3 separate regions of the Homo sapiens genome follow, and all the other regions are linked to region 1. Evidence: chromatin loops called from intact Hi-C (ENCODE). Cell type or tissue: endothelial cell of umbilical vein. All regions are shown on one strand.

Region 1 (8,000 bases):
CAGCCTTCTTGTGTTTAAGTATAAGTGTTCTCTTTATGGAAACCCAAAGCTTCCCTTATTTAAATTTCAAGGATGTTGAAACATTGTAATGTTTCATTACAATTAATGAAACATTACATTAAAATGTAGAGTCTACATCATGTACCTGTTTTCTTTTTTTTTCTTTTTTTTTTTTTTTTGAGACAGTGTCTCACTCTGTCGCCCAGGCTGGAGTGCAGTGGCGCCATCTCGGCTCACTGCAAGCTCCTTCCTCCTCCTGGGTTCATGCCATTCTCCTGCCTCAGCCTCCTGAGTAGCTGCAACTATAGGCACCCACCACCACGCCTAGCTAATTTTTTGTATTTTTTAGTAGAGACGAGGTTTCACCGTGTTAGCCAGGATGGTCTCGATCTCCTGACCTCATGATGTGCCCACCTCGGCCTCCCAAAGTGCTGGGATTACAGGCGTGAGCCACCGTGCCTGGCCCTGTTTTCTTTTTTAAAAAATGTTTTATATTTTTAATTACCCTTTTAACTGAACCTGTTTTCAATTCATGTGAATATACATAAAGTATAACACTAAAGAGTTAAAGAAAATATCAAAAAACTCTCCCAAGAGGTGTCAACTGAGTAATAACAACCTAGTTGGAATTAAGCCACTTTGACAAGCTACACTTTCTGAGTGCTTATGTACCAATTGCCTTAACAGACATTTATTTCTTGGTGTGACAGGCTGCTGACCTTAGAACATAAGCCCAGCCCTGGGTTTCCCCTTCCAGATAAAACTCTGTTATCAGACCAGAGCTGGCTTGCTCAGACACAGTGCCAGCCTACCTGACCACACCCTGCCAACAGCAGCTGCTGAGGAGTAAGACTGAAGTTACCCAAATGCTCGTCCAATGGGCTCACATGTTAAAGACCAAATAATCCCCCCGGATCATGATCTCCTCAGTCCTCTCATCTCCGGAAATGGAGCTACCATCCTTTCAGTTGTTCAAACTAAAAAGCTAGGAATCGTGCTTTGATTCGTCTCCCCCCAACCATGTACATCTAATAATACAGCTAATTCCAACAGCTCCTTCTCCAAAAGATGTCATGACTCTGTGAGCTACCTTCCATCTCTACTGCCATAATCCTGGTCCACACTTCATCACACCTGACCTCAGTTATTGTGATAGCTTTCTGTTTTATTTTATTATTTGAATTTTATTATTTTATTTTATATGAGACATGGTCTCACTCTGCTGCTCTGGCTGGAGTGCAGTGGTGCAATCATAGCTCACTGCAGTCTTGAACTCCTGGGCTCAAGCAATCCTCCTGCCTTAACCTCCTGAGTAGCTGGGACTACAGGCACATGCCACCACACTTGGCTTATGTTTTTATTTTTTGTAGCGATGAGGTCTCACTGTGTTGCCCAGGCTGGTCTTGAACTCCTGGCCTCAAGCAATCCTCCTGCCTTGGCCTTCCGAAGTGCTGAGATTACAGGCATGATCTACCATGCACGGTCCCATAGCTTTCTCAGTGATCGCCATATTCCCAAACTTGCACTTTCTAATGGCCGTCAGAATGGTTCTTAGAAACCTATATCAGACCATTTCACGCCTCTGTGTGAAATCTCCTATATCTCTCACTGCAGTAAAATAAAACCCAAATTCCTTACCTTGGCCTACGAGACTGTTACTTGACCAGACTCTTACATACTTTTCTGACTTCACCTTCATCCCTAAATGCCACGCTCCAGTCACTCTGGGCCTTCCTTTTGTTTTCTGAACCCATTCAATTTGTTCCAGCCTTTGTATAAGGTGTTTCCTTTCCCTGGAACACTCCCTCCACCCCCTTGTCTTCTCAAGGCTGGATATGTTATTCTGATCTCATCTTAAATTACCACTTCCTCAAAGAGGTCCTCTGTGACTCCGCAGTCTAAAGTAGCCCCCACCAATCCGTCTCTATCCTATTTTAACTTTCAAGAGGATATTTTTCCTCTTTATTTCTTTTTCCTAGCTGTCTCCCACCCAGTGGGAGACACTTTCAATAGCTTGTTAGTAATCTAATATTTTTTTCTGATTGTAATAGTAGTGCATACTCATTGTAAAGTATTTGGAAAATACAGACGCAATAGTGCTTTGGCTGGGTTAGAGTCCCAGAATGTGAACTTTATGAGAGCAGCAATTTTGACGTGCAGTTTTCTGCTATATCCCCAGCACCTGGAACAGTGCTTGGCAAGTGAAAGGTGTTCCATAAATATTCAGTGCATGAATAAAGTTTTCTCTTGGTGGGGTTGATTTCTGAGTTGGTTCCATCATGGGTTGGTTATCTTTATCTTCCACTCTAGACTGTCTTCCTTCCTGTCCACTCATCTGATAATCTACATGCCCCATTCATCACTAGGGAACCCGTCACAGGAAGGGAGTGGGTGAACTAGCATAAGTGGAATAGCTAAATTGAAAAGACTCCAAAACTTATGCCTTGCTGCATACAAATTGTTAGCAATATCCTTTTGCTTATTAGAATATTCTGAATTAATATATAGATGTTCTAACACAAATTCATCTCTTTAGCACTTTGCTATCTCTACAATAGAGAGGGAAGAAGCATTGTTCTATTTCTCACTGAAAAAAGAGTATTACAGAAATGATTTTAGAAGTTTTAAAAGTGCTATTGAAATGCTATTTTAAATACAGAAATGCTATTTTAAACATGGAGAATTAAAGTCCAGAGCCATATCATCTAGCAATCTAACAAAAGGAAACGTAACTTTGGGCTTTGAAACCAGACTATGAACAGAGGCTAGTTCTCTATTTTAAGCAATGTCTTCCATGAGTGGGTATTTTTATATTGATATCTCCCCCACTTTCAATAGCTTATTAGTAATCTAATTTTTTTTTTCTGATTGTAATAGTAGTGCATACTCATTGTAAAGTATTTGGAAAATACAGACGCAATAGTGCTTTGGCTGGGTTAGAGTTTAAGGGTGTGTGTTAAAGCCCGGTAGAGGAACATGTGGTGTGAGACAACACTGCCCCCTAGAGGTCTTTGTGTGCCGCGGACTGACCGGGCCACCCAACCTCCCGAGACGTCCCGCCGCTTGGAGAAGGCTCCTGGACAACGAAGTGCGTCCGGTGATTTCAAGGTGGGGCTAGGAGTCTTGTGAGAGGAAACTCGGTCCTGACCCTATGTGAGTGCTGAAATTCATAGAACTGTGTAGACAAAAGTCAGTTTTATTGCATGCTAATTTAAAAACATTTAAAAATAAAATAAGCTTTAAATGCCTTTAAGACATAATTTAAAATAACTTTAGAAAAATTCCAGTGAGAGACTCATCCCATAATTTAGCCACTCCTTCTGATGCTAGACTGCTGCACTGTTCCTATCTCTGTATAAATAAACCTGTATTGGAAACTCTGGGGGCATAAATCTTTGTACATATTTAAGATTTTAAAAATTAGGATACAGCTCAGAAGTGGAATTATGGAGAAGATGAGTATAAATGTTTTTTAGAACTCTTGATATCTGCCGCCAAGTTGCTTTCCCTTCAAGGTCGTGTCAATTGCCGCTCCCACCAGCAGTGACTGAGATTAAATGGTTTGGGTATTATTGAGTACATGAAATTAGAAGACATATTCAGGGTTGGTTGGGGAATTGCCTCCTGGTTGAGGTGGGGTGGCGGAGAAGTAGGAGAGAAACGGAGGTGGGTGCGTGTGTAAACCAGGAGAGAAATAGACCTTCACGCCTGAGGGTTATCTGCTTCAGGTTTTTGTGCTTCCCCAGTAACTCCTATTTTGCTCCTTACCACTTTCTTTAGGATTGATTTTTATTTTCTTATTTCTTCTTCACCCTCTCTTCTGGCCGTAGTGTAGGAGCAAAGTTAGGCTACCAAAGCAGCAATACTATCCTATGTAATCAACCAAGCAACGTTTTTAAAACACCAATCATATGAAAGGCACTGTGCAAGCCACCCCTGCCCTCGGAATTTACAGTGCAACAGGGAAAGGTGAGGTTAGTGTGACTTCCCTGCCCAACACCACCTTTCTCCCTCCTAAGTTGCTAATGGTAATGATGAAAATAATGTCATCATCAGGTATTATTTAGCTATTGGAAGAAACCACTCGGTGTCGAGTTCATCAAGGAATCTGTCACAGATGTGAAATCAAGCCAGGCCTAGCAAGGATGAGTGCATTTAATTGAATGCATTTCAGGTAGAGAAATGCCATGTGCAGAAGTGATGGCCTTTGGTAAGGAGTATGGGACTGTGACTATTTCCCCTTGATGACCTTGCATGAAAATAAACAAACAGCATTTGAAAAATCTCCTCTCCTGAGGTGACTAGAAGGTGACTCAACAGTCCATTTCCATGCATCAGCTTGCTGGAGGAAATGGAAAGGCCTATTCCCCAAAGCAGTGTTTGTCTCACAGAAATAGAGATATTATGTGTAATAAATTGGGAAAACTTGTGAAATGAAACATCTGTTCTGCATGCTTAAGCACCAAGGCACTTGCAAAATATGAATTTTTACTCCATATTCCAAATGCTGTGATGATGAGCTGAGAATGAGTTTGGAAGGTTCATCTCTTTCCAATAAAAAGGTTCATCATGCCTCTCTGACTTTTATAATTATTTTGGAACATTTTAGATAGGAAATTGAAAGAGGAGGGAAAGAATGATGACAGAACTGAAGAAGAATTGATGAAAGGGTCAAAAAGCTAAAGAACTTTGAGAAATGGATTTTATGTGCAGTCAACAATGCCTTCAGCTAATTTAACCAAATCAACAAAGCCATTAAAATGTATAATGATTTTTATTTTGCTACAAATCTATGTAGAATGAAAGATACCTTGTGAAATGCAAAATCTTCCATATTTGGGATCTAAGCACCTGCATAGATGTTTGAGAAAACGGAAGGTGGCTATTCTTTTATTGAATGTTTTTAGAACATAATGCTACTCCCCCCTGCTCACTCCACCGCAATAAATACTTTATTCACTCTGGATGCCCTCAATTTCCCCTACCAGCTAGGAGCTGTGTATCACTCTCCAATGTACTGTTGATTTTCAATCTAGACCAGTCTCCAAGGTTACTCTTGACTTTAAAATATACAACACCAATTTGCAGGTTCCACCAGATATCCAGGTGTGAATTTTTCTGAGGCCAATTTAAAGAACAGACTGTCTTTTTTTCTTACCATGGTGCTGCATATTATTGGTGCTAATGCTACACCTAAGGGATTTCAAAGCTCATTTCCAAACATCATCTCATTTGAACTTAACCAGAATTGGGAGATGGACTGTGCAATTATTTTTACCCAGCATTCCAAAAGGGGAAAAATAAGCATCTGAAAATGACTTTCCCAAGGTCACACAAAGAACCAAGACAAGACACTACGTTTCCTAACACCTATTACTCTGTTTTGTATTGTATTATATACTTTATGCTTGAACATAACCAGGCAAGTCTTTTTCCTTGAAAACTCTCAGGAGAAATGTTCTCTAGTCCCAATCCCTTGTCTAATTTCTACTTAAACCTATATGCTCCCCCATTTCTCCTTCTCGGTAGGCATGGGGGATCCCACACTGCAGATCCCACATGCCTATCAAGAGAGTAGTGACCTTATAGAGTCCCACATGGCAGTGTAAAGCAGTGAGAGTCACATCTTGGGTCCACGGTGGACTGATCCAACCATGTGGGCAGTGGTCAGAGGGGAGTTTTTAACCAGCAGTGGACCAGAATGGGTCACATCAGCAAGGTTGGTGCTGCAGCAAAGTGGCCATTGGGATGATAAAGGGATAGTGATGCTCACGTCCCAGTGTGGATGGTGGGAGAGCATGCATGTTGCTTTCTGTGATAGTATCCATCATGGTACATGAGGGCACAGTCGTTTCTCCTAACTCTGGAACACCAGGTTTCCTCCTTGACTCTCTCAGGATTCTCAGGTAAGAGAGGAGAGGCATGTGTGAGGGATAGGAGGAAGCCGAAAGGAAAACGAATGGGCAGAGATGACATAAAAGGCATATTTAATGAGGGATTGCCAGGGCAAAAGAAATAGATTCCCCTTTCTTTGACATAATTTTCAAATAATCATTTGTATCAAACAGCATTTCCCCCTTGGGGATTTTGAGGGACAGGTAAGGCCACCACCCCAGTGCCTGAATTTATACTTATAGATACCTGCCTAAGACACTGGATGTGTCTTGGAGGGGGACTGTGGTCCTGCATTAGGTAGGTCGGTGCTAATGAGCTAATGAACTTTGGTTCAAATTGTAGAAGTAAACTGACCACTGTTCCCCAAAGTTGATACGGCCTGGGTGATACTTCTCAGACTTTCGAGTGCCTAAGAATCACCTGAAGATTCCGATTCAGTGGGTTTTAGGGTGGAGCCTAAAATCTTGCATTTCCAACAAGCTCCTGGTGATGCTATGATGCTAGTCCGTAGACCAGCTAAGTAGCAAGGAGCCAGGGACATTCAGATTACACTATGTATGTGGTTTTGCACCCTGATTTTTTTTTTCCTTTTAACCTCTTAAAACTTTTTGCTTAACATTTTACATAAATGTTTTCCCTATGATATTAATTATTCTTTAGACTCATAGTTTTTAATAAATGTGCTATTTAGTTACTTGGATGTGTAGTGATATATTTGATAACTACCTTTTGTTTGAAATCTAAAATGCTTCCTGTTTTTACCTGTCGTAAATCATGATGTCATGAGCATCCCTATTTATAAATCTTTGTTGGCTTCTCTGCACCAAAACTTGCAAGCAGGACAGAGCATTCCATTAGGGAAAAAAAGAAAGAGAGAGAGAGAGAAAGACAGAAAAGTATATAAAAGAAGTTGAAAATACTGTTTTAAAACAAATATTGACTGATCTCTAATGTCCACATCCAAGGCACTTGATGACAGGAATTATAGAATATTCAGAAAAATAGAGTTTTTCTTTCACTTCTGCTATAACGTGTACTTGGAAACTACACCATAAAGTATAAAGCTCGAAAGTGGCTGGAATTTCTGCATACGATGTATTGTAATTACAGATTGCGCTCCAAGATTTGTTATAAACTTTGTGAAGGGAAAAAAACACAAGCTGTGTTTTGTATATTAAACATTAAAATTGTAGGCTATATCGTATGCAATGGAAGGAAAATATGCCACATACATTGAATTTTTTAAAACTACCATACCATAATTTTGCATAAAAACTAATAAACAAATTGTATTAAATGGGAAATAGTTAATAATTTGGCCTCTCTGGTTTGCTGCTGTGTTGCCAGGTCCTGGCTCCCATTAAGGTGACATCTAGCCTATAGGCCATTGAATAGAAAAAAGACATTCCTTCCTCAAGCACTTAACTTCCATTCAGCCAAAGCTTATGTGTATTGATTTTGTTGCAAGACACTGTACTGCCGTCTGCTAGAAAATGGTGTAGCAATAAAATCCAAATGTAAAATTTCTACATTGTGAATAGTACTTCCCAGATGTGGTGCACAGTCTGCACAAGCATAGGCACTGGCCCTACATCTAAATAGATTTTTCTGGAATGAAAGAATGAATGTATTCTATTGATCCTGGTTATGCTTTGAAGCTGTAATCTGTCAGTACCCTCTGTGGTCACTAGATAGGAAGTTGGAGAATATTCAGAGTGATAAAGAGAAGGGTAATGGGAAAGTCTAAATGAGTGCTTCTCAAATTTTAATGGGCGTATGAATCACCCAGGAATCTTGTTAAAATGCAAATTATAATTTGGATGTGGGGCCTGGGATTCTGCATTTCTCACAAGCTCCCAGCTCACTTATCATCTGATAAGAATGCTGTTGGTCCATAGGCCACACTTCGAGTAGAAAGACTCTAAAACAACAGTCAATCTTGGCTTCTTGCTAAGTAAATATTTTTTAGTAAAAATTGTCACTCTTAGTTCATTGAAATTGATTCAGTATTCTGTTAATTTCTGTGTTGAATCTTGGAATGGAAAGAAACTTCCAGGTGATTCTAATGTGCAGCCAAGGTTGAGAACCACTGGTCTAGTGAAAAG
Region 2 (8,000 bases), 270 kb before region 1:
CTAAAAGGAAGTTCATAGATAACGGCTAATCAAATTACACTGAATTGAACTGGCCTGCATGTGCTTAAAGAAAGTGCCCATGATGTGATCAGGAAGCAAGCATGTTTGAGGGGAGGGCCACAGGAGGCTCTGTCATGAGAGAGTGAGGTCTTGTCTTTTGGTTGGGTCCTCATGAGATCTACCTCCTAATGGCTCTATAACATCTGACTTATAGAGGTGCAAGTTGACTTATAAGGTGCAAGTTGACTCTTGCACCTTATCTTTTTGTAAAATATGTATAATTATGTTGTGATGGTGTTGTGAGAAGAAAATGAGTATATCTGGAGGTGCCAGGTTCATTGTGCATGGTCACAATTTTATTTATTTGTTTATTATTTATTTATTTTGAGATGGCGTCTCACTCTGTTGCCCAGGCTGGAGTGTAGTGGCACAATCTCAGCTCACTGCAGCTTCTGCCCCCTGCGTTCAAGGGATTCTCCTCCCTCAGCCTCCTGAGTAGCTGAGATTACAGGCATGCGCCATGATGCCCAGCTAATTTTTGTATTTTTAGTAGAGATGAGGTTTCCCCATGCTGGCTAGGCTGGTCTCGAACTCCTGATGTCAGGTGATCCACCCACCTCAGCCTCCCAAAGTGCTAGGATCACAGGGGTGAGCCACCGCGCCTGGCCCACAACTTTGTTTTAAGCAGTCATTATAGGTGTGGATCAGACATCTTTCTAGCTTTAAGCGCTATTAACCTAAAGCAATTCTGAACTTGCAGACAGAGGGGTTCCTGGAGGGATCAAATATTAAAAGGCCCCCAGACATCCTTACCTGCATGGTAGGGCTCTAGGTGCGGTACCACAACAGAGCTTATTAGGATGGAGAGTCTAAAACAGTGTTGATCATTTCTCCCTCCCCTAAACCCCTAGGGATTATGGTTGGCAGGTGTAATTATCCTCTCTTTGTGGAGGAGGGAAAAAAATGAAGACTAGAGGTGTCAAATGGAATGCTTAGAGTCACGTGTAAGATGCCTTGCCAGGTTATTACAAACTCTTGCTTGTTCCTTTTTTTTTTTTTTTTTTTAGATAAAGTCTTGCTCTGTAACCCATGCCAGAGTGCAGTGGCACAATCTCATCTCACTGCAACCTCCCCCTCCTGGGTTCAAGCAATTCTCCTCCCTCAGCCACCCAAGTAGCTAGGATTGCAGGCACACACCACTATGCCCAGCTAATTTTTGTATTTTTTTTTAGTAAAGACAGGGTTTCACCAGTTGGCCAGGCTGGTCTTGAACTCCCAACCTTGTGATCCACCTGCCTCAGCCTCCCAAAGAGCTGGGATTACAGGCATGAGCCACTGTGCCCGGCCAACTCTTGCTTGTTTTATGCATAGTCTTTGAATACAGTGAATTTAAGAGTATAATTTAGAGTATATTGAATCACAAGTTTATCCTGGTAGGTCAGCGTGAGTAAAATAAATAAGTTAGGGAAAGGCTGGAAGTCTGTTCTTTCCAAATGCGGAGGATTGCAAACAGGTTGGTAGGAGATTTTGAAAGGTCCAGGTTTGCATGTACAAAAGGGCCACTGCAACTATGAGGCAGTTGAAATTTTGGGATTGTGCACAATTTATAACCTCCATAATGTGCAGCCCCACAAAGGATTGCCTTCATTCTTTGTGTCTTATTCAAGTCAGGAAACAAGCCGGTGATCATCCTGAGACTAAACTTAACTGTAAAATTCTACATTGTGGAAATGCATTGTACAATATGTCTTAACCAACAGATTGAATTAACAAACTGTTCTTTCTCTTTAGAACTGGTTTCAAAATAAAAGCCAGACCACCACTTAGAGAGAGACACAGAATGTTCACTGCCAGGGAACTGCATGATTCCTCTGCCAAAGGCCACCCATTTACAAGAATCCAGGAAAACCAGGTGGAATCTCCCAATGATGACCCTGAGCAGAACTTCTTGTACCCAGGAAGTTCTACTGGGTGGAGCTGGCCACTCTTCCGTGGAGACACAGGGGACTCCCAATTAACATGATGGCTCAAATAACTGTAGCCTTATGGATTAAAAGGAAACTAAGCTGTGATTTGGAGTATCCAGGTGATACAGAAAATGGCCCTTGTCGATGTAGATCAGCATTATTTCCTTATCCTTCTGCATCTCCTCCTCAGTATTCTGAAAGGGACAAGCCTGAGATGGGGGAAAGCCAGCATGCAAGGCCCTCCCCTTTGTGCTGTGTTCATGGTGTGCACGGAGAGAGGCAGCAGCAGGAGGAACAGAAAGGTTATTTTCTTTACTGACTCTTTCAAGGACATCAGCAGAATGGTTGGGAATGTCATCATGAGCAGCCTCAGCCTCAGAATTACCAGGAGAAGCTGGTCTTCCAGGATCAGGTTCTAATGTATATGAGTCACAGGATTTAGGGAAGCAGGCACTTTCCCTTCAGTCCCAGCAGCATGGTTGATGTTCCCAAGTAATGGAGAGTCCCTGTGCTCTCAGTTGTGGCACACACCTTTGCAAATAGTGATCAGATCTCCACAAACGCCTCTTGGGTAAGATATGCAGCAACATAGCTGGCTGCAGAGCAACCCAGTTCCCAAATCCAGCAGCTCTTGGATGAGAAGTCTGCAAGTGTTTACTGCTGGGACCAGGACTGTGTTTCTAGGAAATGGTGCTAGGCTTCAGAGAGCATCATCCACAGGTCATCCCACAACCATCCACACAGAAGCCTGAGGAAAAGGGCTCTGCAGAGCTTGCACATAAAGATGCTGAACTCAGGAAGGCTCTGTGAGCTGCTGGTCTCTTCTGGTAGGGCAGCAGTGTCCTGAGAAGGTGGAGCTAGAGTATGGAGAACAAAACTAACAAGCACCAAGGCAGCAAGCAAGGCAACCCCCAAATGACAGCAGTTGCCAAATCCAAAGCAATCTGTGCTTCAGAAGACAGAGGCTCTGCACAGTCCCTGTCTCAGACATTGTCTCCTCCTTAGAAGATACCTAACAACAGCACTGTGGGAGGCTGAGGTGGGTGGATCACCAGGTCAGGAGATCAAGACCATCCTTGATCTTTAGTAGAGACGGTGAAACACTGTCTCTACTAAAAAATACAAAAAAAAATTAGCTAGCCGTGGCGGCGGGCACCTGTAGTCTCAACTATTTGGGAGGCTGAGGCAGGAGAATGGCCTGAACCCGGGAGGCAGAGCTTGCAGTGAGCTGAGATTGCGCCACTGCACTCCAGCCTGGGCAACAGAGTGAGACTCCATCTCAAAAAAAAAAAAAAAAAAAAAAAAAAAAGATACCTAACAAGCAGTACAAGAATATGAAGGACCCCACTGCCCAGACTTTGTATGGAGGGGTGTCTAAGGTGGCTACAGCAAAGCTGTCATCTCCATCGACCGGGACAGCATCTCCAGCCATGATGTGTGGCCTGCTGGAACAGCAGCCATGTGTCCTTTCACAGACAGCCCACCAAAGCTCTGACTGTGAAGGACATCCCAACATCAGCCTAGCCTGCATACACTTAAGGCATAGAATCACCTGAGGCTTCTCCGTTGAAGACAGGGACTCCCGATGGAGTTGCAGCCCCAGCTTTGCACTGTAAAGAGCCCCAGGGGGCTTCTGTGCTAGAGCAGGTGTGCAGACCCCTCCTCACCCCCTTCACTGAGAGCTGCTGCCTGGAACCAGTGTTTTGACTGAGTCACCTCTGGACGTGGGCCCACAAGATCTGAGAGTGCCCAGACGAGAAGTTGAATGCCTTGTGTTGACCTGAGTGTTTGGAAAAAAGCCCCAAACTTTGAAACAATTTTCATAATTTTGAGCTTCAGGATGTGGAATCACTTCTCAAGTATTCTGGAGTTCTGTCCATCAGAGCGGGTCCTGCCAATGCTGCCCTGTGCAGCGCTTCAGGCTGCATCCCTCCCACTAGGGGGCGCCTTTCACATAGTGGCGCCTGCCTTCTAGAGGAGCAACATTTCCTGAACTGCAGGGTTCCCTCGGGGCTTTGTGTAAAACACATCCACTGCATAGAATTTGTGTTATTTCCATTTTGTTTTCTTGACAATATTTAATTAATTACAAAATGATGTATGTTATGATAGTTTAAGCAATACAGAGAGTAACCAAACAAAAGCTTGGTCTTTTATTCTCGCACTCTGAATTTACAGTCCTGAAAACTCTAAACTCATCATATAATCTATATTGTAAAGACTTTGATAATCCCTTCCCTTGCCTTTCCTTTCCCCATTCCCCCTTCCCCTTCCTTCTTCTACATTGTATGATGTTTTTCATATTTACATTCTAACCAATTGTGTCATGTGATACTAATTTGCAGAATAAAGCATGTTTTGCACATATTTCCAAGTCATATAACATGCAGACATACTTCATTTTGTAAATATCTTCCTTCTCTTACTATAAGATTGAGAATAGGTAAAGAGCAACTCTCCAATGCAGGTGATGAGTGTGATTTGCACTATCACTTTGGACAGCCAATTGGAATATTTATTGAAGTCATAGATGCCCAGCAATTCTGTTACTGGATGTGTCTCATAGACAAACTCTTGGACATTCTTATAGAACACTGAGCCCAAAGAAGACACATCATATAATGTAAGAAGCTAGGACAGCTTAAAAAAAAAAGGCCTAGATCTGTGTAATTGTGTGAGTGTTCTCGGACATACTGTTTGTAAAAAATCGAGTTATTGAGTAGTTTGATAATATGATAATCATGAAAATAAAGGATAAAGCAGCGAGTAATTATTATTCTTCGATATATACCTGCATTCACACATGGAAAAGATACAAAAAAATGAATGGGGTTTACATTCACTAAATTACTAAAGTTACATTTGGATAAGGAAGAAAAATGTTTTTTTCTTTAAAGTTATGAAACATACCTTGTAAAATCAAAGGCACAGCACTTTGATTCAATGAATAAAAGAGATACCACAGATTTGTCCCTCACCAGTGAGGGGTGAGGTATTCCAACCCTGCAAGCAGATGTACATGTTGAAACTATCTTCAAGAAAACAGAACCAGGGCTGGGCGTGGTGGCTCATGCCTGTAATCCTAGCACTTTGGGAGGCCAAGGTGGGTGGATCATGAAGCCAGGAGTTCGAGACCAGCCTAGCCAATATGCTGAAACCCCGTCTCTACTAAAAATACAAAAATTAGCCGGGTGTGGTGGCACGCGCCTGTAGTCCCAGCTACTCAGGAGGCCTAGGCAGGAGAATTGCTTGAACACGGGAGGCGGAGGTTGCAGTGAGCCGAGTGCACTGCACTCCAGCCTGGGCGACAGAGCGAAACTCCATCTCAAAAAGTAAATAAATAAATAATAACAATAAAATAAAAATAAATAAACTACATTTCTCTCAAAGTCAGCAGCTTGATCTATGTCCAGGAATGACCGAGCATAGCTTGGAGGTTAGAAACAAGATGGAGTCAATTTTGTCAGACTCAAATTACTGTCATAATTTTGCAAAGGTGGTTTCAGAAGGTGACCCTGTCTTTGGAGCCAAGAATGGGGAGTTAGTGCCTAGAGGCAGAATTGAGATTGGCTTGTCATTACTTGAGATTGTATTTTAGGCTCTAGAGAGAAAGGTCTGAGCCTGGTTCTGGTGGGAATGTTGGGCCTCATTCCCCGGCAGGGGCAATTGGAACTTTGAGCAAGCTGGGAGTGTGAAATGAAGCTCTAAAGACGTCCAGAGGAGATGGACGTCTTCTGGCTGAAAGAGACACTCAGATGAAGATGATGGGAGCCAAGGGGCCATGGTGGGGTGAGAGAAGAGCAGTCATGCATTCCTCTTCCCAGGAGAGGGCAGATCTAGACAAACATCCTGTTTGCACCTCTGAGCTAAGATGGCTTCTGAAACCAGAGCCGAGACACGTGGCTGGAAATCTCCTGCCAGCTGCCTGAAAGGGGCACCCTACAGAGACCACTGGCTTTGGGCTTAGAAACTACCCAACTGAGACACAGTTATTTTCAACCAGTGAGGTCTGAACCAGTTTCAATCCTCATTTGCATGTACAGACCATATTGACGTCTAGCGCAGGACCTTTCCCTATTTAAGCCAGGACCTCTTTTTGTTCTTTGGAGCTCAATTTTTGTCTTACACTGGAGCCTGTGTCTCCCCGATCCGTAGATTTTGCATTTATTTATTGTTATAGACAATAAAGCCTTTAGGCCGGGCGCAGTAGGTCATGCCTGTAATCCCAGCACTTTGGAAGGTTGAGGTGGGCAGATCACTTGAGCTCAGGAATTCGAGACCAGTCTGGACAACATAGTGAAATCCCATCTGTACAAAAAATACAAAAATTAGCGTGGTGCAGTGGTCTGAGCCTATAATCTCAGCTGCTCAGGAGGCCAAGGCTGGAGAATTGCTTGTGCCCAGGAAGCAGAGGTTGCAGTGAACCAAGAACGTGCCACTGCACTCCAGCCTGGGTAACAGTGTGAGACCTGGTCTCAAAAAAAAAAAAAAAAAGATTTTTTTCTTTTTCTTTCACACACCTCATGGTCTCTTGCTAACAGGAGCTGATAATTTGTGTTTGGTTGCAAACAAAGGACTTTGTACCCCACACAGAGTCTCCAGGGCTCACAGTGTAGTCCCTCCACTCTCCAACCAGCTCCAGCTGGAAGCCAAGGTTGGAGAGAAGTAGAAGGGTGGCAGGTGGCAGTCCAGGTGCAGTGGGGAGCCTGCTGTGGGGATATGGATAGTTTGGATAGTCCCTGGTCATCTCATGGTGTCTCCTTAAAGGAACTAACCTGTCCCTCTGCAGCCTCCCCTGTCCAGGTGAAGTCCAGGTATGGAGAGCTTTCAGGTAAATAAAGTATTCACTCTCTTGAAAAGTGGGTTATAGTTCTTAGCTCAGACATGATGTGGCCAAAAGAAATTCCTATAGGAAATTTCACTGGTGTTTCTATCAACTTACAGTTCTCCATCTGGATCTTAGATCTTCTGTCACTTCATGCCCTTGGTAGCCCATCATAATAGTTGAAATGTCAGCTGTAGATGTGTTGATATCCTCAAGAATAGGAGAAGCCACTTTGGGAGGCTGAGGTGGGCAGATCATTTGAGGTCAGGAGTATGAGACCAGCCTGACCAAGACGGTGAAGCCCCGTCTCTAATAAAAATATCAAAAAATTAGCCAGGCAAGGTGGCCTGTGCCTGTAATCCCAGGAACTTGGGAGGCTGAGGCAGGAGAATCTCTTGAACCTGGGAAGTGGAGGTTGCAGTGAGCCGAGGTCATGCCACTGCACTTCAGCCTGGGCAACAGAGCAAGACTCTGTCTCAAAAAAAAAAAAAAAAAAAGAAAAAAAAGAATAGGAGAAGCTGATTCTGATGGAGGAGTATCTGCCTATTTGCATGCCCATTCTATAATTTTTTAAAAAGTCAAGTTGAGTTTTATAAATACCTAGACTGATAGGTGGAAGAAAAATAAACAATCATGGTTTCCACAAAAGTTTATTTCTTTGTGCTTTCTATCCCATAATCAAAATCTAATTGCAAAATCAAATACTTTATTCACTGAAAAGATTAAGTAAAATTGAGGAATTCTTATGGAAGTGTAATTGAAAAAAATGGTCCTATGATTTGTTTGTCCTCTCTGAAATTCCTGCTGAAACGTAATCTGTGAAGTAACAGGATTAAAACTTGGGTCCTTTAAGAGATAATTATATCATGAAGTCTCTGCTTTCTTGAATGGATTAATGCATTCCTGAGTGAGTGGGTTAATGGTTCAGTAGCAATAATGGTGTGTGAATTATCATGAGAGAGGGTCTGTTATAAAAGCCTGTTCGGCTCTGTCTCCTGCGACTTCCCTCCATGTGATGCTGTCCACCATGTTATGATGCAGGATGAGGCCCTTGCCAGAAGCCAACCAGCTGCGGCCCAGGGACTGTGGACTTCCCAGCCTCCAGCACTGTAAGAAATAAATTTCATTACATGGATGTATTACATGATGAAAAAAAAAAAAGATCAGGCCCAGTAACTCATGCCTGTAATCACTGCAGCCCTGACTCT
Region 3 (8,000 bases), 150 kb before region 1:
GAGTGGCGTAAGTTCAGGGCATTCTCAACCACTCTTCCTTTCCAGATGTTCACCTTAAAATTCAAGTTTAATGATGTGCTTGACATTTTCAAGTTACCTACCTAGAGCAAAGAAACTAGTTATCTATTAGAGAAATGCAGTCTTAATCTGTATGTCAAATATTTATCCAGGCATTGGATACAAAGATTGACATGGCTAGTCATGCCCTCGTGATCCTGCACTTCCCTAACATAACAAGATGAGTAAGCTGCAGGATTGTTCTGGCAATGGACAATAGCGGTGCTCAACAAGTGGATTTAGAATGAATGGACGGATGATAAGAGTTTTAACCATGAGAATAGAGAAGAGACCTCTCTTTGTGCAATTACCAAGCCACTCAGAGATCAAAGCAGTCTTCATTACTGTCCACTCTAATTGCCTGTGACTATTAGACCTCTCTATGGCTAACAGCAGGCCTGGCATCTTATGGTAGGTTTTACTGTTTCTCGCCAATCTTTCACTGAGAGGACTTTTGAAGGCAGGCATGAACCTGTGATGTGGGTCACTCCTGGGGAGAAGCAGAAAAGAGTGGGTATACATTTCTAAAATGCCCTCTCGTCTGCTGCCATGTCTTCTGTGATTATAGACAGATTGGTAGATATAAAGTTCTTGTACAAGGCCAGGTGCGGTGGCTCACGTCTATAATCCCAGCACTTTGGGAGGCCGAGGCGGCTGGATCACTTTGAGGTCAGGAGTTCAAGACCAGCCTGACCAACATGGGCAAAACCCTGTCTCTCCTAAAAATACAAAAATTAGTTGGGAGTGCTGGCACGTGCCTGTAATCCCAGCTACTTGGGAAGCTGAGAAGGGAGAATCACTTGAACCCGTGAGGTGGAGGTTGCAGTGGGCAGAGATTGCGCCACTGCACTCCAGCCTAGGCGACAGAGTGAGACCCTGTCTCAATAATAATAATAATAATAATAATAATAATAATAAAGTTGTTGTACAATCAAACATTCTGGAACCTGAGCAGATGCATGGAAAGCAACTGCCTGGATCTAGGCAATGGACTTGTACTCTGAGTGATATTTGGGGGTTGTTACTGCAGCACCCATCCTTCCTGGATACATTTGAATATTAACATGTTTGCCCTCTATTTACTTAAGAGTCTGTAGGCAATCTCAGACTACCTGGCTGAAACACCTTTGAGCCACAGAGAGGGACTTAGCAGCACCCTGCCTGAGCAGAATGGTCCTTATGTAAGTCCTGTTTGTAGGGTTGAATAAAGTGTTTTTAAGATGTCTCTAGGCCCTTTGATCTGAGGAAATTGCAGAGTGGCCTCATTGCCAGCCCTTGTACATATTTATTTTTTAATTCCCTTAATACTTCATTTGAAGCGTAAGTGCCTGGGGCCAGGCCAGGGCTGAAAGTTCTGATGACAACTTCAGGCCAAGCAAACGCATTCTGTGACCAGAGGGAAGGATCAGGGCAGGAAGGGGATGCTTGGCCCCCAGCTAGAGAGACGGCCTGAGAGAACAGAGAGAGGATGAGAGGGATGGGGATCCCGCAGAGAACCTAGACACTTACTGTACCCCTATACAATGTTCACAGGAAAGAAAAGAGGGAGTGGAGGAAGGTGTGAGGACTTCATGAAGTGATTCTAAAGCTCTTATGAAAGAATGACTCTCAAGGGTTAGGAAAATTGCTTAAAATAGGATAACTAGGATGAACTTGACCCATCTATGTTAGAGGGTTTTATAAAACTAGCATAATTGAAGTTGTATATTAATGACACAGAAATAGAACAATGAAGAAGAATAGAAAGGCTAAAAATGGGCTCAAGTATGTATATATACACGTATGTGTTCTATATGCATGATAAAGAGAGAATGCCAAAATCATAGGAAAACAATGACTTACCAATGAATCATTCTGGGTTAAATAAACATTTAGAGGAAGTGTAAAATCAGATTATTTTATTACATATACAAATTAAAATTAGAAGAAAATATAAGTAACAATTTATGTAGTCTTGGAAGGAAAAAGAGCTATCTAAGAATGTTATCAGACAGGGGAACCCAAAGTGATAATATTGATATATCTGACTACATAAGAAATACGTAAAACTTTTCTACTGAAAAGTAAAACACAATGTAAAAGAAAAGTGGTTATGTATTTGCAATGTACACAACAGATAAATCAATAAGAAAATAATGAATATCTAAATAGGAAAATGGCATAAGAATGAGAAGAGGAAATTCATAAAGGAAGAAATACTAATGGCCAATAGTACTGATACGTGAAAAATGCATAATCTTAGTAGTAATTTTTAAACCTTAATGAAACAGTAATATGTATCCCAAAATCTATGAGATAGAGTTACAGCTATACTCAGAGGAAATAAGTAACTTTGCTTTCATTACTAAAATTTTAAAAATAAAAAAACATGGACTGAAAATAGTTGAACTAAGTGTTCATCTTCTTAAAACAAATTTTTAAAACAACAAAAAAAGGACAAAACAAATAAATATAAAAGTGAAATTAATGAAATATAAAACAAATGACAATAATAGAAATAAGTTGGGCATGGTGGCTCATACCTGTTATCCCAGCACTTTGGGAGGCTGATTGGGGAGGATCACTTGAGGTCAGGAGTTAAAGACCAGCCTGGACAACATACGGAGATCCTGTCTCTATAATAAATAAATAAATATTAGCCAGGTGTGGTGGCGTGCACCTGAAGTCCCAGATACTTGTGAGGCTGAGGCAGGAGGATCACTTGAGCCCAGGAAGTCGAGGCTGCAGTGAGCCATGATTGTGACACCGCACTTCAGCATGGAAGACAGAGCAAGACCCTGTGTTGACAACGACAAAAAGCAATAATAGATATGACAAATTATCTCAGAAACTAGACTTTTTAAGAGTTGAATTAGACAAATACATGTTGATAAATCTGTATAAGAAAAAAAAAAGCCAACATATGTAGTAGCGATAAGAAAGGAGCAGAGATACAAAAAAGATAAAAAGAATTTTGAGATAACATATTCACTTCCTTTTAGGCATTGATCAGAATTGAAAGCAGCAAGAACTCAGGGAATTTGGCATCCCTTCCCATCCTTCCCTTGCTTTTGCTCTGTGGCTTGGGGTCAGATTTTACACTCCTTGCCCTGAAGCTCCAGGTGGTTTACATCTCCCTGGCTGAGGAGGAAAGCGGCACTGCTTTTTATCTGATGTGGAATTTAGCTCATAATCTTGGTGCATTAGGCAAGCACGACCATATAACAGTGAGTGTGATGTTAAACCATGTCTCATCACCTTCCCCTCCATCTCAGCCATGGTTGGGAGCTTCTACCTCTGGACTCCCCAGACCCTTTTCACATAGTGAATCCAAAATGTTCATGACCTTTTCTGATTCCTGCCCTTGGGGTGCTTGGGAACCAGATCCCATCAGTGTAGGAGAGATGACCACCCAGGAACTGCTTGCAGACAGCACAGGAAAGGGTCAGCACTGCTGGGCAAGGTGAGGTCTCCAGAGGATGCTCTCACTGGGGAAAAGGGTCTCACATGCAACTCGGCATATGGCTTTTGGTGGTACTTCTGTAATTGTCAAGGTCATAGATTCTCATGGGGATAGGAAGCTGGACACATCAGGAGCTCTGGGCAGGGCTGGAGGGCTGGACAATGAGTCTTTTTCCCCACACCATCTCACATCCCTTGGTAATGACTGTGGGGTTAAATGGCTTTCAGGATCTTTTCCAGGCTGTGTAGGAGATCGTTGATTAGTTGCATCTGGCACAGATATCGGGGAGGAGAGGGTAAGTATGTGTGCTAATGTTTGTCATCCTTGGCTTAAGAGGGCACTGCCCTGCAGGTCCATAGGGTACCCAACAAGGGGGTTGCCCCCAGCTTCATCATGCACCCAGTGAAGGCACCTTCAGGGACTTCTGCAAGAATCCTGTGCTTCCACCAGCTGACTTCCCAGGAAGCCCAAGAACAAGAAACAAGAACAGTGTAGAAGCTGGCGGAACAACAATGTCATTTCCATTTGAGATCCCCTAGGAGATCCCCACCATCCATCTGTGCACCGGACCCTCTGCTGGTGGCCTGATGGGTCCCAGGCAGAGTCCCTAAACTGTCCTGAGTTACAGGTTCCCAGCCTGAACCCCTTTGTCCTTTTGAAATGACGCGAGGTCATCACACGAAAATCACAAGCATATACTTAGTAGTGTTCTCCAAAAGAACCTGATTCAGAGAAAAGTCCAGATTCTTTCCCTGCTGATGCTGAGGAAAGAAAAAAGTGACTGCATTTGAGAGAGATACCCAAAAAGTCCGCAAAGGGAACCCAGAGAGAAGCCCACAAATCCAGCCCCGACAGGGCTCGGGCAAGAGCAGCAGCAAAGTCCTGTCTTGAGGGGATTCTGAAATTGCCTCGGCCACAGAGACCTGTGGAGGGGCAGGCAAGGAGAGTGTGGGGGTGGCCTGTGGGTCCTGCCCTAAAGAGATCACATTCTAGGCTTGGAAAGGAGACAGATGTATAGACAAGGAGCAGAGCATCCCGCCAGTCCCCGGGGCTTGCTGTGCACTGAGGGCTGTCGGGATCCAGCATGCTGAAGACCTGCGGTCACGCAGTAGGAGCGTGCGTCTGGCCCTGGCCCTGCAGGGTGGGGGCACAACCCCAGTGAGCAAAGCAACCAGGACAATCGTCGAGAGGAGGAAAGCGGGAGCATCCGAAGTTGCAGACAAGGTGCTCATGTGATCCCACCACTCACCTGGCTGGGCTTGAGTCTCTCTGGGTTTGCTGGCCTTGTCTTGGAGGCAACCAGCAGGGGGCAGCACGAGGCCACAGCACCAGCTGCACATGGCCACTGCTGCCGGGGCCAGGGATACTCAATTATCAGAGAAAGGAGGCTGTGTCCGTAACCATATTCCAAAATGAGTTTTGCTGTTTCTCTCTTGGATCCAGCTTAGAGCTGAGTTAAGCTCCAGAGAAGGGAATTGGGTCACACATTTTGGTGGAGGACTCAGATTCATTCATTCATTATTCATTCACTTATTCATTCAACAGTTATTGAGTGTGTATGTGGTTCCCAGCCCTTTTCAAGGCAGTGGGACTGCAGAAGTGAGTGATATGGTCTTGTACTAATAACAACAGCAGGGACTAATGTTTGCATGGCATTTATTGCAGGCCAGTGCTGTCCTAATTGCCTTGCTTATATCAGTTCATCTATTCCTTCAACAACCCTCTGAGGTGGACACTGTCATGATCCCAATTTTACCAAGACGGGAACTAACACACAGAGAGTGTATTATGTGACTTGCCCAGGTCACACAGGTGCAAACTGGTAGAACCAGGATTTGAATCCAGGCAGTCTGACTCCAGAATCCTTACTCTTTTTATTTTTATTTTTATTTTTATTATTTTATTTTATTTTTTTTTGAGACAGAGTCTCACTCCATTGCCCTGACTGGGGCACAATGGCACGATCTCTGCTCACTGCAACCTCTGCTTCCTGGGCTCAAATAATCCTCCTGCCTCAGCCTCCTGAGTAGGTGGGATTACAGTCATGCGCCAACATGCCCGCCTAATTTTTTGTATTTTTAGAGGTGGGGTTTGGCTGTGTTGCCCAGGCTGGTCTTGAACTCCTGAGCTCAGATGATCTGCCCCCTTCAGCCTCCCAAAGTGCTGGGGTTACAGGCGTGAGCCACTGACCCCAGCTAGATTCCTTATTCTTAATGACTTTGCAACACTGACATAACTTAAGCAGATAGCCAAGATGATATCAGATAACCATAATTCTTAGAAGAAAATAAAATGGAGTGTTGTAATGGTGACTGGGGTTGGAGCAACCTTAGCTTCAGTGGTCAGGTAGGGACTCGGGTGGTGGGGGGAATGGTGACATACAATCCAAGACCTGGCAGGGGAAGAGGATCATATTAGTGCTCAATCTCTGTGGACCCCCCGGTGTCCTAGAACACAGCTTAGGACCCCTTACAGAGGACCTTTTGTCCATGACCAAGCACCTCAACTCCTCACCCAGAGTCTCCGGGGTCAGCCCGAGCCAATGTTCTTCAGTGGGGAGTAGGCAGAGGTAAACCTGGAGACAGGCTGGGGAGGTAGGGGCTGAGCCCCCGCCAGTGGCAGGATGCTGAGAACATCAAGCACTGGGTTCTGGTTTCCATACTGGATTGCTGGTTTCCATACAAGCACTCAACACACACTCACACATGTACAACAATACACACAAACAGCCCCAAGCCCATGTGCACACAATTCCCCCCTCAAGGTCTCACGCATCCAGTGCCTCACGTGCTCTGAAGCTCCTCAGAGCTGTCTCAACCTCAGACCTCCTCCCTAAAGTCACAGGAAGCAGTGAAACCCTGGAAATAGGGAAGGTTTAGGTCTGCAGTTGGTTTTCACTAGCGGGGCGCTGGTCCGTTGAGGGAGATTATTTGGGGTCTGACACTATACAGTTAAGCAGCACTCCCTTCACCTCATGAGGGGCCTGTAAGGAATGGGAAAATGCTGGCTTCCAGGCTCCAGGGCTGCACTGTACGGTGAGAGGCAGGCAGAAAGCCACTGTGGTGTCTGCATTTCTTGGGGCAGTGGTTTCAAAACTGGCCAAACATCCGGTTCACCTGAGGAACCCATGAAGATGACAGATTTCTGAGGTTTTCACTCACTGGGTCCAGAATGAGGCCAAGAGCCTATGATTTTGTCAAGCATTCCAGTCAATTCTGCTGGTCACTACTCAGAAGAGAGGTACAAGGTGGCACAAGCATAAGCCAGGGCAGGGCAGGCTGGGCTGTGGGTTGGCAATGGCTAGCCTCACCCAAGGCATTTGCTTGGTTAATGAATGGCTGCTTGCCCCCAGCTTTTTTGAAACATACACCTGTGTTTGCTGGACAAACCACAGGTTCATAGTTGGGGACACTGTCTATTCCTCACACAGTGGCCACCAGGGTTGTAAGCACCCTTTCCCAGATGGCCCACTGCCCTGATCTCCTCCCCTCTTCCCAGCAGCCCATCAGCCACTCAGGGTTACCAGGACAACATCGTTTTATAAAATCTACTTCCCGGCATCTCCAGCCCAGGCCCTCTGATAGCAACCAATCCCTTTCCAGAATGGAAAAACCCTGAGCTTTGGCAGGCTCAAAAGCACAGACCAGTTACATAATGACAAGCAAACAGCCTTCCAGGTCAGAGGCTCTGCTGTGACACAGAGGGCAAGTCCAGGGACTGACTGTGACCCCTGGCACTGGTCCCCCTCTGACAGCCACAGAGAAGGGAGGCTGGCTGGCACCAGCAGGAAGAAGATTTGAAAGATATGAACACTGGGCCCTCAGCTGGTACCCCATTCCCCATCTTCTGGCTTGGACATGGATAAAGTGAAGCAGCAGAGCTGTAGGACTCTGAGAAAACAGTGTCCTGCAGGCACAAGGCCCTACAATTCCAGGATTCAGACCCAGGCAGGAGCCTGAGCCTCGAGTGTCACAGGCTTTGGTAGCTGTTTTCATTCAGACACAGGAGGCAAATTGTGATTATACTTGCTGTGTCTCTACTTCTGCAGACATAATTTAAATCCGAAGTTCCCACCTTGAGGCCAAGGTATATTTGTCATTCTAATTTACCCAGACTGTCTTTTGTAGAATTCAGAAGTAGCTGATATTTAGCCCACAATTACTTTGGACAGAATTGCCAGGAAACAAAAACTGAAAACAGGGCCGGGCACAGTAGCTCATACCTGTAATCTCACCACTTTGGGAGGCCTAGGTGGGGGGATCTCCTGGGCTCAGGAGTTCGAGACCAGCCTGGACAACATGGTGAAACCTTATCTCTACAAAATAACACACACACAAAAACTCAGATCCTGCCACTTTGCTCCTGAATTGGCTCCTACACTCTGGACTTGTGTGTGACAATTGATTCATTAAGTTTTAGAGGAAAGAAGTCTTTAGTGACCTATTTATAGATAGGGAAATGGAGGCCCAGGAAACCGACATGCCACTGAGTACATTAGTCA

Evidence for each region. Peaks named below come from ENCODE experiments on the same cell type or tissue, not always from the same donor. Only the 100,000 strongest peaks of a DNase experiment are listed, where the experiment ranks them.
Region 2: it touches region 1 in a loop (22-fold over the local background); 4 of 110 quality-filtered maps call a loop at or near these places.
Region 3: it touches region 1 in a loop (13-fold over the local background); 11 of 110 quality-filtered maps call a loop at or near these places.

The regions. Positions count from the first base shown.
Region 1 is chr10:79,774,534-79,782,533 of GRCh38, reverse strand. The region is part of intron 5 of NUTM2B-AS1 (NUTM2B antisense RNA 1); the gene reads left to right. Among named protein-coding and RNA genes, the nearest start is that of NUTM2B-AS1, 48 kb to the left of the region's middle. In endothelial cell of umbilical vein, a CTCF peak has its summit at 3,024 (motif pointing left); a DNase peak (open chromatin) is centred at 3,043; H3K27ac peaks cover 875 bases.
Region 2 is chr10:80,042,970-80,050,969 of GRCh38, reverse strand. It overlaps TMEM254-AS1 (TMEM254 antisense RNA 1), which reads left to right. Exons shown (of 4, transcript NR_027432.1): 4 at 1,792-4,737. Among named protein-coding and RNA genes, the nearest start is that of TMEM254, 32 kb to the left of the region's middle. In endothelial cell of umbilical vein, a CTCF peak has its summit at 3,891 (motif pointing right); a DNase peak (open chromatin) is centred at 3,909; H3K27me3 peaks cover 685 bases.
Region 3 is chr10:79,926,398-79,934,397 of GRCh38, reverse strand. It overlaps the pseudogene BMS1P21. Among named protein-coding and RNA genes, the nearest start is that of SFTPD, 19 kb to the left of the region's middle. In endothelial cell of umbilical vein, a CTCF peak has its summit at 4,791 (motif pointing right); DNase peaks (open chromatin) are centred at 217, 1,937 and 4,827; H3K27ac peaks cover 988 bases; H3K27me3 peaks cover 1,105 bases.